Regions from separate parts of the Homo sapiens genome. Here region 1 is linked to region 2. Evidence: chromatin contacts called from ENCODE POLR2A ChIA-PET data. All regions are on one chromosome and are shown on one strand. Each heading gives the region's core, a stretch centred on a gene start or an enhancer-like site at or near the end of the contact. The rest is flanking DNA. Distances are from core to core; before and after follow the strand shown. Region 1 holds the start of ZSWIM4 (zinc finger SWIM-type containing 4). Region 2 overlaps MYO1F (myosin IF).

Evidence for each region. ChIA-PET counts read pairs that join two places held with the same protein, here RNA polymerase II (POLR2A).
Region 1: POLR2A ChIA-PET joins it to region 2 with 11 read pairs in activated CD4-positive, alpha-beta T cell. The contact joins the promoter of ZSWIM4 here to the enhancer-like site in region 2. POLR2A ChIA-PET finds 5 or more read pairs at or near these places in 3 of 52 experiments (activated CD4-positive, alpha-beta T cell, activated CD8-positive, alpha-beta memory T cell and naive thymus-derived CD4-positive, alpha-beta T cell).

The regions. Positions count from the first base shown.
Region 1 is chr19:13,791,758-13,796,692 of GRCh38, reverse strand. ZSWIM4 (zinc finger SWIM-type containing 4) reads right to left here and starts at 1,250. Exons shown (of 14, transcript NM_001367834.3): 1 at 892-1,250. The coding sequence starts at 1,044. RefSeq lists an enhancer at 587-656 and silencers at 897-1,106, 1,127-1,616.
Region 2 is chr19:8,517,093-8,522,069 of GRCh38, reverse strand. It overlaps MYO1F (myosin IF), which reads left to right. Exons shown (of 28, transcript NM_012335.4): 28 at 466-1,292. The coding sequence ends at 542. Among named protein-coding and RNA genes, the nearest start is that of ZNF414, 5.4 kb to the right of the region's middle. RefSeq lists an enhancer at 4,082-4,141. Within about 2 kb of position 3,374, at least 5 of the 41 ENCODE cell types and tissues checked have a DNase peak (open chromatin) inside an H3K27ac peak, as active enhancers do.

The DNA.
Region 1 (4,935 bases), core at 1-2,500, 5.3 Mb before region 2:
ACAGAAGAGAGCTTCTAGGTGCACCTGTCCAGGGACCACCACCCAGGCTCCGCCCCTGCTGTTTTCCTATGGGAAGAGATAGGATAGGTCAGGGGGATGAGGTGGGGAGGAGGAGGGACCCTGGCATTTCAGTAATCCCTGCGGCAAGCCAGGAGAAGACGGGCAGCCCCGAAAGAGGAATCTGGAGGAGTAGAGAGGGGTCCCCAAGGAACAGGTGGAATCTGGAGGCTCGAGGGCAGGAATGAATGGGGAAAAAAGGGGTGTCTTGAGCTGGAATCTGGAGAGATGGGGGAGTTATTTACTTGGGGTGTACGGTAGGGATCTGGAGAGCAGGAATGGGGTAGTGTGAGTCTCTAGAGGCTACGATGGAGGGAGACAGGGTGTCCCCAAGCGGGGGGCCGAAGAGAGGATTGAAGACTGAATGGGGTGCCCTGATTGGCGAATAAAGATGCGGTAGGAAAAGAGGGGTACCGTTGGGGGATAAGGTGGGAAAAGAGGGGTACCGTTGGGGGATAAGGTGGGAAAAGAGGGGTACCGTTGGGGGATAAGGCGGGAAAAGAGGGGTGCCCAGGGTTGTAGGCGGGCCATGGGGGCCAGATCTCAGAGATCTGGGGTTGGTAGGAGAAGAAGGAAGTGTCCTGATTTGGGATCTGGGGCGCTGAGGGGCAGAGATGGCAGAGAAGGGATGGGGGTGGGTTACTGGGTTTGAAGGACAGAAACAGGAGGATGAGGGGGTGTTTCCAGGCAGGGTTAAGGGTCCTGGGGGTGGAATCTCAGGGGGTGTCTCTGATTGGGTTAGCTCTGGAGTCTGGGGATTGTGGGGGAGGAGAAGACAGGTGGGGAAGGTGCTGGGGGTGCGTCCCTGCCCCCGCCCCCTTCCCCCGCGGTCACCTGCTCGAAGGCCCAGCTCTCGGCTACCCGCTTGGCGCTGAGGTCCAGCAGCGCCTCGGGCCGGCCCCGGCCACGCGCGGCCCCGGCCCCGGCATCGCGCTCCTCGGGTCCCGCGGGGCAGCCCCGGCTCCGCTTGGCCGCGGGGGGTTCCATCCGGCCCGGCCGGGGCCAGGGCCGGGGCGGGGCCTCTTTGGGGGGCTCGGTCCGATGCCCGCTCCGCTTCGCCGGCTCCCGCGCCCCCTGCCCTCCTTCCCGTCCGTCCTCTGCGCTCGGCCGCCCCGGGACCCCTACCGCACCCACCCCCGACCCGCGCCGGGCCGGCAGGGTGATGCGGCCCCTTTAAGACTCTTCACAACAATGAAGCTGCTTCAGCCGCCGCTTTAGCTCCGCCGTCGTCCCGCCCCCACCGCCTGTCCCTATTGGCCCCCCCTCGGCCTCCTCGGCCCTCCCCCGCCATTGGCTGCGCCGCCAGACCCGTGTCCAAGCCTCGCTGCTCACTCGATGACTGCGATGCCAGTCTTTTCTTGTTTACCCAACCAGAGCGCACAGCGAGGGGCGCTGTCAATCACGGGGCGCCAGAGGCCAATCAGAGTGGGAGGACCCCCGCGGCCCAGGCCTTATGCGGAGTTTCGGGGCGGGCCCGGGGTTCATTCACAACATTCCTCCCCCGCCTCTCTTGGGCTGGACTGCGCGCCCCAGGCTTCTGGGGCTGCGCCCACACACGGCTTTGTTTACTGAGGGTCGCTTCCGGGCGCCGCGAGGGGACAATCAACATAGCCCGGCCGGTGAGCGAGACAGAGCAGCGGGATCCCTTGGCAGTGGCTCAGCCCCTCGTCCCTCCCAGCTGTGCGACCCGAGAAACTCACTCAACCTCTCTGGGCACCGGGTCAAGTTTTGGTTCTTGTGGGGGCGGAGGGGTCGCAGGCTCACTGAGGGAGCTCATGCGGGCCGCGGACCCCCTCTCCAGAAACAAAGCTCGGTTAGGGGGTTCATAGGTCATCCCTTGAGCCTCAAAACTAGTATAGTACCCCGCCCCTCCTTTCCATGCCCTAGATACTATCTTGGGTCATATGAAATTGCTAATTTTTTTTTACCATTTTTGGCCTGTTAAAATGGCAATTCCATGAGGTTCACCCTAACACTTAATCAAACCCCAGCACCTCTGAGCATTTTTTCTGACTCAGCTTGTGTAGGCCACCGTCTCTGGCCTGGAAGCTGGCCATGGCTTCCATCACCCGTTCCCGTCCCGGCTCCTTGCCAATGTCCTCAGAGGACCCTGCATTTTTCCTTCCTCATACTTCTCACCATTACCATTTATTTATCTGTTTCGGCGGTTTTTTTTTTTTTTTTTTTTTTTTTTTTTACGGAGTTTCACTCTTGTCGTCCAGGCTGGGGTGCAGTGGTGCGATCTCGGCTCACTGCAACCTGCGCCTCCCGGGGTCAAGTGATTCTCCTGCCTCAGCCTCCCGAATAGCTGAAATTATAGGCGCCCACCACCACGCCCGGCTAATTTTTGTATTTTTGGTAGAGACGGAGTTTTGCCATGTTGGCCAGGCTGGTCTTGAACTCCTGACCTCAAGTGATCCACCTTTGGTAGTTGCTTAATTTCAATCTCTCCCTCTCCACTGTGAGCCTCAGGAGGCAGGAGTTTGTCCCATCTGTGCTTTACTGTACCGGCAGCACCTGGAAGGTAGGCGCTTAACCTAGAACTTGTTGAATGTACCAACCAACACATGCTTTGCCTCCATTCAGTTAAATGATAGGCACAGCAGAAAAAAAAAAAAAACAGTGATTATCCACTCATCCATATGGAAGCCCTAGCTTTTTCTTGGAGAAACTTCGAGTCTCACAGCTGCACCCTCTGGCCAGTCTTCACCCACTCTCCCTGCCACCCCCTCAATTAGTTAAACTCCCCTGCAGACCTGCACTGTCCAGTATGGTCACCAATGGCCACAAGTGGTCTCTGAGCCCTTGAAATGGGACTGGCTGAAATTAGGTTGTGCTGGAAAGGTAAAATACAGAGTGGATTTTGGAGACATAGCAGGAAGGGAACAAGGAAAAATATTTCTTTTTTTTTTTTTGAGATGGAGTGATCTCAGCTCACTGCAACCTCTGCCTCCCAGGTTCACGTGATTATTCTGCCTCAGCCTCCCAAGTAGCTGGGGCTACAGGCACCCACCGCCACGCCTGACTAACTTTTGCATTTTTAGTAGAGACGGGGTTTCACCATATTGGCAGGCTGGTCTCAAACTCCTGACCTTATGATCTGCCTGCCTTGGCCTCCCAAAGTGCTGGGATTCCAGGCGTGAGCCACCACGCCCGGCCTAAAATATTTCATTAAGAATGTTTTCCATCCTGGCTAACACAGTGAAACCCCTTCTCTACTAAAAATACAAAAAATTAGCCGGGCATGGTGGCAGGCGCCTATAGTCCCAGCTACTAGGGAGGCTAGGGCAGGAGAATGGTGGGAACCCAGGAGGCAGAGGTTGCAGTGAGCCAAGATTGCGCCACTGCACTCCAGCCTGGGGGACAGAGTGAGACTCCAAAAAAAAAAAAAAAAGAATGTTTTGGCCAGGCGCGGTGGTTCACGCCTGGAATCCCAGCACTTTGGGATGGTGAGGTGGGAAGATCACTTGAGCCCAGGAGTTTGAGACCAGCATGGGCAACATGGCGAAAACCCATCTCTATTAAAAAATAAGAAAATCAGCTGGGCGTGGTGGCACAAGCCAGTAGTCCCAGCTACTCTGGAGGCTGTGACAGGAGGATCTCTCGAGCCCAAGAGGTTCAGGCTACAGTGAGATATGATTGTATCACTGTGCTCCAGCCGGAGTGACAGTGTGACCGTCTCAGGAAAACAAACAAACAAACAAAAAAACAGAAAACGAGGCCGGGCAAGGTGTCTCACACCTGTAATCCCAGCACTTTCGAAGACTGAGACAGGCGGATCACCTGAGGTCTGGAGTTCAAGACCAGCCTGGCCAACATGGTGAAACCCCGTCTCTACTAAAAATACAAAAATTAGGGCCGGGCACAGTGGCTCACGCCTGTAATCCCAGCACTTCGGGAGGCCGAGGCGGGCGGATCATGAGGTCAGGAGATGCAGACCATCCTGGTTAACACGGTGAAACCCCGTCTTTATTAAAAATACAAAAAAATTAGCCTGGCGTGGGGGCGGGCACCTGTAGTCCCAGCTACTCCGGAGGCTGAGGCAGGAGAATGGCGTGAACCCGGGAGGTGGAGCTTGCAGTGAGCTGAGATCGCGCCACTGCACTCCAGCCTGGGCAATAGAGCAAGACTCCGCCTCAAAAAACAAAACAAAACAAAACAAAACAAAAATCAGCTGGGCGTGGTGGCGGGCGCCTGTAATCCCAGCTGCTTGCGAGGCTGAGGCAGGAGAATCACTTGAACCCAGGAGGCGGAGTTTGCAGTGAGCCAAGATTGCACCACGGCACTCCAGCCTGGGCAACAAAGTGAGACTCTGTCTCAAAAAAAAAAAAAAAAAGACAGAACAAAAGAAAGCAAATGTTTAGTGTTGTTAACATGTTGAAATTATATTTTAGATAAACTTGGTTTAATAAAATACATTATTAAAATTGATTTCATATATTTTCTTTTACATGGTTTCAGGACATTTAAATTACGTATGTAGGCTGGGTACAGTGGCTCAGGGCTGTAATCCCAGCACTTTGGAAGGCCGAGGCGGGCAGATCATCTGAGGTCAGGAGTTTAAGACCAGCTTAGGCGGGGCGCGGTGGCTCACTCCTGTAATCCCAGCACTTTGGGAGGCCGAGGAGGGCGGATCGCAAGGTCAGGAGTTTGAGACCAGCCTGGCCAACATAGTGAAACCCCGTCTCTACTAAAAATACAAAAAATTAGCTGGGCCTGGTGGCGGGTGCCTGTAATCCCAGCTACTTGGGAGGCTGAGGCAGGAGAATGGCGTGAACCCGGGAGGTGGAGGTTGAAGTAAGCTGAGATCACAGTGTTGCACTCCAGCCTGGGCGACAGAACGAGACTCCGTCTCAAAAAAAGAAAAAAAAAAAAAAA
Region 2 (4,977 bases), core at 2,125-4,624:
GCCTGGGCGATAGAGCGAGACTCCGTCTCAAAAAAAAAAAAAAAAAGAACCCTGACTGACATTGCCAGGCAGACCCCACCACTGCACACCCTCCCCACGGGAGAACAGAGATAACAGATGGGCGAGGTGGCTCATACCTGTAATCCCAGCACTTTCAGTGGCTGAGGCAGGAGGATCACTTGAGGTCAGGAGTTTGAGACAAGCCTGGGCAACCTAGCAAGACCCCATCTCTACAAAAGATTTACAAAAAAAAAACTTTTAAAGAGTAGAAATGGCCGGATGCAGTGGCTCACACCTGTAATTCCAGCACTTTGGGAGGCTGAGGCAGGAGGATGGCTTAAGCCTAGGAGTTTAAGACCAGCCTGGACAACATAGGGAGTCCCCATGAACAAGATGGACAGACCAGGCATGAGAGCTTTCTCCAGGGCCAGCTAGGGGCACCTCAAGCTTTCCTCTCTCCCACAGATCCCTCGGGCTGGTGGAAGGGCCGGCTTCACGGCCAGGAGGGCCTTTTCCCAGGAAACTACGTGGAGAAGATCTGAGCTGGGCCCTGGGATACTGCCTTCTCTTTCGCCCGCCTATCTGCCTGCCGGCCTGGTGGGGAGCCAGGCCCTGCCAATGAGAGCCTCGTTTACCTGGGCTGCAATAGCCTAAAAGTCCAGTCCTTTGGCCTCCAGTCCTGCCCAGGCCCTGGGTCACCAGGTCACTGCTGCAGCCCCCGCCCCTGGGCCCTGGTCTTCCTCCAACATCACACCTGCTGCCCATTCTCCATTTCTGTGTGTGTCAAAGGGGACTAACAGCAGAATCTACCTCCCAACTGCCATGTGATTAAGAAATGGGTCTTGAGTCCTGTGCTGTTGGCAAAGTGCCAGGCACAGTTGGGGAGGGGGGGGTCCTTAACAAGCGTGACTTTGCTCATTCTGTCATCACTAAGGCAATAAACCTTTGCCAGGTGAAAGCACGAGTTAACTTACTAAGTGCCCAACAAGGACGATGTTTTCACAGCCCTGTGAGGTAGGAGCTGTGAAGGACCCCATCTTACAGGTGGAACAATGGAGGTTCAGAGAGGTTCACTGACCCAAGACTGCACAGAGCCATGCCTTGCATTCATATGTGACCATAAAGCTTGAATTTGTCCCAGTTTGGGCTGGGCGCAGTGGCTCACGCCTGTAATCCCAGCACTTTGGGAGGCTGAGGCGGGCAGATCACGTGAGACCAGGAGTTCAAGACCAGCCTGGATAACACAGCAAAACCCTGTTTCTACTAAAAATTTAAAAAAGAAAAAAAAAAAAGCCGGGTGTGGTGGTGCCTGCCTGTAATCCCAGCTACTGGGAAGGCTGAAGCAGGAGAATCACTTGAACCCGGGAGGCAGAGGCTGCCGTGAGCCGAGATCATGCCACTGCACTCCAGCCTGGGCAACAGAGCAAGACCCTGTCTCAGAAAAAAAGAAAGGAAGGAAGGGAGGGAGGGAGGGAGGAGGTGGGCGCGGTGCCTCACACCTGTAATCCTAGCACTTTGGGAGGCCGAGGCGGGCAGATCACAAGGTCAGGAGATCGAGACCATCCTGGCTAACATGGGGAAACCTTGTCTCTACTAAAAATACAAAAAAGTAGCCGGGCGTGGTGGCGGGCGCCTGTAGTCCCAGCTGCTCGGGAGGCTGAGGCAGGAAAATGGCATGAACCTGGGAGAAGGAGCTTGCAGTGAGCCGAGATTGCGCCACTGCCCTCCAGCCTGGGCAACAGAGCGAGACTCCATCTCAAAAAAAAAAAAAAGAAAGAAAAGAAAATAAAGAATTTGTCTCAGTTTCCCTTCCAAAATCTGCATCCCAAATGGTCCAGCAGGTCCTGTTAGTCTTGAAGCTACAGCCGCCAAACCCATCTGGGACCTATGGAGAGAGGCAGGTCCCACATGCCACATGCTCCCACCCTCAATGCACTCTGGGTCACTCCTGCCCCCTGCACCCCAATCCCATTTCTGTGCCCTCTTAGTCTTCACCTAACTGGGACTAAGACTGGAGTCCTGCTATGGTCTGAGCCTAAAGATCCTGAATTTTGGGCTGGGCGCAGTGGCTCATGCCTGTAATCCCAGCACTTTGGGAGGCCAAGGCGGGCGGATCATCTGAGGTCAGGAGTTCCAGACCAGCCTCACCAACATGGTGAAACCCTGTCTCTACTAAAAATACAAAAATTAGCTGGGCATGGTGGCACGTGCCTGTAGTCCCTGATACTTGAGAGGCTGAGGCAGGAGGTGGAGGCTGCAGTGAGCCAAGACTGCACCATGGAATTCCAGTCTGAGCAATAGAGTGAGACTCTGTCTCAAAAAAAAAAAAAAATTCCTGAATTTTGGGAGTGGTGGTGCATGCCTGTAGTCCCAGCACTTTGTGAGGCCGAGGCTGGAGGATCACTTGATCCCGGGAGTTCAAGGCTGAAGTGAGCTATGATCGCGTCACTGCACTCCAGCCTGGGCAACTCAGCAAGACCCTGTCTCTAATACTAAAATAAACCAAATCCTGGCCAAGCATGGTGCCTCACAGCTGTAATCCCAGCACTTTGGGAGGCCAAGGCAGGAGGATCACTTAAGGTTTGACCACCCTAGGCAACCTACTAATACCCTGTCTCTACAAAAAAATTTTAAAATTGGCCGGGCACGGTGGGTCACACTTGTAATCCCAGCACTTTGGGAGGCCAAGGCGGGCAGATCATAAGGTCAGGAGATCGAGACCATCCTGGCTAACACAGTGAAACCCCATCTCTGCTAAAAATACAAAAAATTAGCCGGGCGTGATGGTGCGCGCCCGTGGTCCCAGCTACTCGGGAGGCTGAGGCAGCAGAATTGCTTGAACCTGGGAGGCGGAGGTTGCAGTGAGCCGAGATGGCGCCACTGCACCCCAGCCTGGGTGACAGAGTGAGACTCCATCTCAAAAAAAAAAAAAGCTAGTGTCATGCCTGTATTCCCAGATACTCAGGAGGCTGAGATGGGAGGATCACTTGAGCCCAGCAGGTCGAGGCTGCAGTGAGCTGATTACAACATTGTACTCCAGCCTGGGCAACAGAGCTAACCCTGTCTCTCTCTAAAAATAATAATAATAATAATAATAATAATAATTAATTGTAGCTTTCTAATATGGACACCCGCTCTGTGCTCAGCCCCTCAAAGAGAAGCCAGTCCAGTAGAGATGGGGCTGACTGGTGAGGTGAGGACTGGCCCACAGAAGCGAGGGGAATTCAGAGGTGGAATGGGCGTTGCAGCAGGAGCCAGGAAGGTGGGAGAGGGTCGGTCTCAGCAGATTTGGTTGACAAGCACTGCACAGAGTGATCTAAGCTGTGATGAGCGAACTGCGGGCACAGAATACCTACCCAACGGAAGAATGGGGCATCGGGAATCCCCAGTAGAGCCAGGAATCAAAGCAAGACTAGCAGCCGGGCACGGTGGCTCACGCCTGTAATCCCAGGGCTTTGGGAAGCTGAGGTGGGCAGATCACTTGAAGTAAGGAGTTCAAGACCAGCCTGGCCAACGTGGTGAAACCCCATCTCTACTAAAAATACAAAAATTAGCTGGACATGATACGCACGACTATAGTCCCAGCTACTCGGGAGGCTGAGGCAGGAGAATCGCTTGAGCCCGGGAGGTGGAGGTTGCAGTGAGCCGAGGTTGTGCCACTGCACTCCAGTCTGGACAACAGAACAAGACTGTGACACACACACACACACACACACACACACACACACAGAGAGAGAGAGAGAGAGACAGCAAGAATGGCCAGCAGAACCTTCTGCAGAATCTATTCTCCCTTCTGTGCCTGTCTTGGGAAGCTGAGCATGGCTGGAAAAAATTCTCAAGGCTGCAACCGGGTCTCAAGGGCCCTTTTATTGCTCAATGATGACACAAAAGCATTTAGCAATCTCTTGAATGGCCCTAGTGCTTTCCATCTCTGAATTTCCTTTTCTTTTTTTGAAGATGGGGTCTCACTGTGTTGCCCAGGCTGGTCTCGACCACCTGGGCTCCTGCGATCCTCCCACTTCAGCCTTCCCCCAGTAGCTGAGATTACAGGCACACACCACTGCACTCCAGCATCTGATTCTTGTTGCTGTTGTTTTGAGACAGGGTTTCACTCTGTTGTCCCAGACTGGAATGCAGTGGTATGATCATAGCTCACTGCAGCCTTGGATTCCCAGAATCAAATCATGATCCCGCATCACCCTCCCAAAGTGCCGTGATTACAGGTGTGAGCCACTGTGCACGGCACCATGGCCATTATCTTAAACGTTTAGCATATGCTAAAAGATAATCATCTCCTATCTAGGTTACAGGCATCTTCAGACTGCAGACCTCAGTCATGTGTGCCCCGCCTGCTGCTCACCCCCACATCCTGTTGACTCTTTTACAAAATTTCTTAAGTCCAGTCCCTCCTCTCCCTTCCTTCCTTGGGTCCCTGTCCCTTCTGCCACCTCACCCCATCCTTCCCCAGATTGCACTAGCCTCCCCTGCACACACGCACACACACACACACACACATCCTTACCCTGCATTAAAATGATCTTTGTTTTTTAAATGAAATGAGTTTTCAACTGAATGAATAATAATTAAAAGAAAAAATTTTAATTTGTTTTTGTTTTATTTTTTATTTTTGCATGTATGTATGTATTTATTTTTGAGACTGAGTCTCGCTCTGTTGCCCAGACTAGAGTGCAGTGGCATGATCTCGGCTCACCGCAACCTCTGCCTCCTGGGTTCAAGCGATTCTCCTGCCTCGGCCTCCCGAGTAGCTGGGATTACAGGCACGTGCCACCATGCCTGGCTAATTTTTGTATTTTTAGTAGAGATGGGATTTCACCATGTTGGTCAGGCTGGTCTCGAACTCCTAACCTCGTAATCCGCCCGCCTCAGCCTCCCAAAGTGCTGGGATTACAGGCGTGAGCCACCGTGCCTGGCCTTTTGTTTTATTTTCTTAGAGACACGGTCTTGCTCTGTTGCCCA